2 separate regions of the Homo sapiens genome follow, and region 1 is linked to region 2. Evidence: chromatin contacts called from ENCODE Hi-C or POLR2A ChIA-PET data. All regions are on one chromosome and are shown on one strand. The core of a region is the stretch at or near the end of the contact, and the rest is flanking DNA. Distances in the headings are between cores, read along the strand shown. Region 1 overlaps NTM (neurotrimin). Region 2 overlaps NTM (neurotrimin).

What was found. A loop is a pair of places that touch in the nucleus more often than their neighbours do. ChIA-PET counts read pairs that join two places held with the same protein, here RNA polymerase II (POLR2A). Pooled maps may share reads with other maps.
Region 1: a map of chondrocyte shows a loop between it and region 2 (2.5-fold over the local background). The contact joins two enhancer-like sites. A Hi-C loop is called at or near these places in 2 of 168 maps with a recorded cell type or tissue (IMR-90 and chondrocyte) and 3 of 50 pooled maps. POLR2A ChIA-PET finds 5 or more read pairs at or near these places in 2 of 52 experiments (AG04449 and IMR-90).

Annotation. Positions count from the first base shown.
Region 1 is chr11:132,057,226-132,059,925 of GRCh38, reverse strand. The region is part of intron 2 of NTM (neurotrimin); the gene reads right to left. Among named protein-coding and RNA genes, the nearest start is that of NTM-AS3, 160 kb to the right of the region's middle. Within about 2 kb of position 1,430, at least 6 of the 41 ENCODE cell types and tissues checked have a DNase peak (open chromatin) inside an H3K27ac peak, as active enhancers do.
Region 2 is chr11:131,747,368-131,750,067 of GRCh38, reverse strand. The region is part of intron 1 of NTM (neurotrimin); the gene reads right to left. Among named protein-coding and RNA genes, the nearest start is that of NTM-AS1, 85 kb to the right of the region's middle. Within about 2 kb of position 1,432, at least 2 of the 41 ENCODE cell types and tissues checked have a DNase peak (open chromatin) inside an H3K27ac peak, as active enhancers do.

The DNA of each region.
Region 1 (2,700 bases), core at 181-2,680, 310 kb before region 2:
CCAGAGAACCCATTGCAGGAGGGGAGTCCATGAGGCACTGTGTAGCTTGGTGTGTGGCTGAGGAATGGAGCTGGGAATCAGTGGGGAAAGAACTGAATAACAAATTTGGGAATCCTTGACATAAATACCCTGAAGAAACAAACCAGGCTCTGAGGCTGATGCAGAGCTCGTGGCAGGGGGTGATGGGGGGTGGTGTGGGGCGGGGGAGGATTCGAAGGGCTCTCAAGTGGAGTCCATGGGAACTGGTCACAAAGCACCTACCCCAGTGCATACTTGGATGTTTGGTTTGGGGTAGACATCAGCTTGGCTTGAGTAGTGAGGTTCTGTTTCTCAATTTATAGGACTGCTAACCTAGGATCTGAACTTGAGTTCAGCCGGTACCACACACTTACTGGGAAAGTCACTTGACGGGTTTAGGGTCAGTTTCTTCATTTCAAAATACAAAGAATGTGTCAATCGGTCAACAGACAGTCCCTAAGGCCTCGCCCTGCTCTCTAGTTCTATGACTTGAGGAAAGGTAAACACCTGAAGCACTGTTACTTGGAGGCAGCAAATGCGTCTCTACATTTCATCTTCCTTTGTGGAGGCCAGACTCTCAGAGGCGGCCCTGAGCTGGGCTGGCCATGAGGAGAGGAGGGTGAGGAGGATCCAGGTTGTTGGGCTGCTGAACCACCTGGCCCGTGAATCCCATGTGTCCGACAAGCTCCTCTCTACAAAGAGGCAAGTGTTAGACTAGGGTGAGGGGACAACCAAAAGGGAAGGTGGAGGCCCAGAGGCTGCTTCTAGGCTATGAGGAAGAAGGGATGGTCAAGGCAGGAATGGAAGAAGGGAGAAAGCACCAGAGTGGGGTTTCTTTTCTGTCTATATTGGTTTTTTAAGCTAGAAAGGATAATCTTAAAACTTTTGTGAAAGGAGTTCTTAAACAGAGTTTGCACGCTTGATACCACCAGCACACTGAATTCCCTCTCACTCCTCCTCTACTTCACATTTTCACAATATCTATCACACACATTGTGGGAAACATTGGCTTAATTTCATTCAATATAGAGCAAGTACCCACTGTGCACCCTGCTTCCTACGTTTGAAATGCACAGGTTGTGCATCTACAACAAGGTTCAAACAAGAGGATTCAGGCCCTGGGCTGTGATCCTATTGGTTTCGTGATGTTCTGGAAGTCAGTATGTCTCAGACTCAGCGAAGAAGGCAACTTCCTGTTTTAGGTGGCTTGCTAAATAAAATCTTCTCTTCCTTTCTGAACTCCCTGCCCCAGCCAAACCCACACAAAATAAGGGAAGAGAAACATACTAAGAATAGGAACTTGAATAATCCCTGAAAGATAGCAAGCAGAGAGAACCAACCATGGCAAGTGCCCATGTCAAGAGGGGGATGAAAGTCTCGAGATGGTTGGAAGCAACACAGCATTAGTCATCTCATTGCAGTGGGAGAAGTCAGAAAGGCTAAATCTCTACACCAAACAGAAAGACATGGAGTGCATGGCTTAAGGCTAGGAAGGAGACTTAATCCGCTTCGCAGGGCAGAGTTCTCAAGGCAGGTGACATTGGGAGGATCAAGGACTCACCACAGCCAGGACCAGAGCACTGCCCCATAGCACATTCCACGCCTTCCCCATTTTTACCGAAACCAGCACACATTCCAGCAGCAGCACCTCCCGCCCACTTCCTCCATCAGAATGCAAGGACAGGCAACAAGCAGACAAATGGTCATTCAGCGTTACAGAGATGGGTTCAATCCAGAATCACCAAACATTTCACAAAGAACGCCACCATGAACATCAAATAAAGAAACAAAATAAAAGAGGCTCAACAGACAGAACAACTCAAATCAGAGGGATCAGAGCTAACAGGGAAAGGAGAATAGGACTGTATATGTAGGTTTCATGTCCACAGAGAGATAAAAAAATATTTCAGTCATGAACAAGGCTAGGAGTTATGAGACAAGCACAGACTTGTGAAAAAGGACCCAAGTAGAGATCTTGGAAATGAGAAGCCACTGGGCAATGGTCTTAGGTCAAAATGATCACAAAATGAGGTAGAGGAAGCTGATGAGGCACAAACAAACCAAAAAACAACCAACAGCGCCAGTGAGAGAAGTCCCCAGCTGCAGGATATTTTGAGTAAGGGAAAGAAAGATGTTGAGAAAAAAACACGCGGAGTCTAGGCCCACTTCAAAATCCAACTAAGATGTTTCTTTAGGGTCTACTATGTTTGTGTGATTCCCCTCACAAATTAAGCATCTGCAGTGTCCCCTCCAGAGACCATGAAGGAGAAGACAGGATTCAAGAGAAAACACTAAGGATGCAGAAGTACAGAGGAAAGGAAGGGGCAGCACAGCTCAGAGGAACATGAAGTGTTTGGCGAAAGGGGACTCGTGGTGGACACTCATGTTGGGAGGAGTAGGAAAAATTGCAAGTATTTATTTTCAAAGATGTTTTCTTAAAAACTAGGCAACTGAAAGGACATTACTACAATTCTTGAAAATATAAACACACAGCTGAATCTGTTTGACAAAGTAGGACAAGAAAATCAGGGAAGAAGTTTTTGCACTACCACATCACATTGCTAAAACATGCCTGAGAGTGAAAACGAACTAGATTTATATCTGCATTTCTAGAAACCTAAAAAAAAAAAATCCAAAATACACCGTATATTTTAGACTTAATCTCTGACAATATTTACTGCA
Region 2 (2,700 bases), core at 183-2,682:
GGGGAAACCCAAGGCTCACAGGGTTCCCAGACAGCATGCCCAGCTTGCTTTCATCTGGCATTCTCGGAGCAACTGCTGCATCCAGGAACTCTGCCCAATGCGAGAAACACAGAAATGTTTAAGATTCGGTGTCTGCCCTGCACAGCTGACAGGGAAATGTCCTGGTATCCTCTACATAAAACGATGATGCCTGTAATCCCAGCACTTTGGGAGGCTGAGGAGGGCAAATCACCTGAGGTTAGGAGTTTGAGACCAGCCTGACCAGCATAGTGAAACCCTGTCTCTACTAAAAATAGAAAAAATTATCTGAGCATGGTGGTGGGCACCTGTCATCCCAGCTACTTGGGAGGCTGAAGCAGGAGAATCTCTTGAACCTGGAAGGCAGAGGTTGCAGTGAGCTGAGACCATGCCATTGCACTCCAGCCTGGGTGACAAGAGCAAAATTCCATGTCAAACAAAACAAAAGAAAACAAACAAAAAAACAGTGACAATGCAGGGACATACGTCAACAACAGAGGTGTGTCCCAGGGGCTAAGGGATCAAGGTAGGGACCACCTAACAAGTCAAATTCCTTCAATTATTAAAAGAAAAATAATGATTTGCCTGTAGCATATAGCCTGTAAATGTCATAATGACATGCATTCTTCTTGCCATTTTTAGATGCTCACTCTGTGCCAGACACAGCTCTGAGCACTTTGTAAGCTCTATGTCATTTCCTCTTCATAGCAGCCCTGGGAGTGGATATCTGTATCATTCCCTTATTACATGCCAGGAAAGTGTGGCTTATACATCTTCATCGGTCCAAGCTCACATTCTTAGGAAGTGGCTAAGCCAGGGTTGAAACCCAGGTCCCTGTGATCTGTACTGCCACACTCCTGATCACTTTATGATTTCCAGTACTGAGTTGATTCAGAACAACTTCATCCGGAAGTAAAGTTGGCTGCATCTGTTGTAGCTTCTCCAGTGCCCACTCCTGTTTCAACTGTTGATTTATCACAGTGCCCAAAGAGTGTTGATTATTTAAGTGCAATGGTCATGATCTAAGTGCTGAGGACATATGCTACTCTATGTCCTTTCTTTTCTGTGTGAACAAAATGAGGAGGCAGGCCACAGAGGTACACCCAAGAGAAAGGCCGAGCCGGGGCCCCTCTGATGTCAAAAGCCCCCATGCTGTGAGGAAAGCAGGGCCGCCTGGCACTGGGAACCGTCCAGTCCCATACACTCCTGCAAGCTTTCTGCCCAGAGGCCAAGCCTCCAGGGTAGTGGAGAGAAAGAGAAGTAGTGCCAGGCAGTCCCCTCCCATCTGTTTTGCAGAGGAGAGCCATTCTGAAAAAGCACATCGGATTAAATAAATTAAAAGAATTGCACCCCCCTGGGAACATTCTCAAAACAGAAGGTCATTTGAACCGATGTGTGATTCACTCAGAGGCTCTCTTCTTATAGGAAACGAATACATTCAAAATAAAATCACTTCATGGAGTAAGAGGCAGTGGATGGGCACAGGGAGGAGGGGGCAGGTCATGGAAGGCACAGTGTTTACAAAGCCATTAAAGGAGAATGAATAGATCTAGCCTGGTCCCAAAAGGCAAAGAAATGTGAATTTTCACATATAAATAGAAAACGTTTAGAATGGTATTAATTCAAGACCAAGCTCCTAATGTCTTTCCAAGTTAGCCGGCTGTGCGGCGTCTGCTTAGCTGCACTGACCCCTGCCGGTGAGAATCCAGAATTATCTGCTGCTCTGCCACTATTTTCAGACAATGTCCACAGTCCTGGTGACTGCGTGGCAAGTGTGTGTCCACCGTCATGTACTACATGATACATGACCTGGACGCCTAACCAAGAACCACTTTGCCACTACAATACCCAGAACCTACTAGAATATAAGGCACATAGTAAACCCTTAACAGACTTGGTTGAGTGACTATATGACCAAGCATGTACAATTCTAATACCTAATTGAACACATTTAGCTTATGGCACCTTTATCTCATATGAACAGTACCATCAACGCTTCTTGTACACAAGTAATGGATTCTGCTAAGAAAGATGTATCAGGTAATACTGAAGTCACAATGCACAATGGCAGGTGCTATGTGGTGCCCGGCGAGTACAGTGGAGGGCCTGTTGTCAGTCATGGTGACACGGTGGTGATGTGTTGGTTGTGTCCTGGTGGAGACATTCCTGGGATCACAGGATAACGAGGAGCTTGTCAAGCTAAGGAACACGGGGAGGGGATTCTATGCAAAGACAATACAATGTCAATGGCAGAGACATGAAAAAATTGCATGGAGCTTTCAGGAAATTCCCTTGCTGTTGCTGGCAGTTCCAGTGAGAGGCAGGACTGGCAGTGGCAGACATTTAAGAAGTCATGTGATACAAGGCTCTCTGGATCCCAAGATCCAGAAAAGCTTGAGATCATCCTATGGTCCATGTGGCCCCACAGAACTGTTTGACATTTAGAAGCAACATGGTTTATTTTGCATTTTATTTACACCACTCATCTCAGATGTGGAAGATGATTTCAGGGGTATGGAAGGAGAACAACGAAGGCCGAGAGTCCAGCTACAAAGCTATTGCATTTAATAGGGACACAGGAGGAACTTCATTAAGATGTTGGTAGCTTGAATGGCAAGCAAAAGGCTGATGGGAGAAAGATTTAGGAGACACAACCCAAAGGCACAGATATGTGTGCTAGCA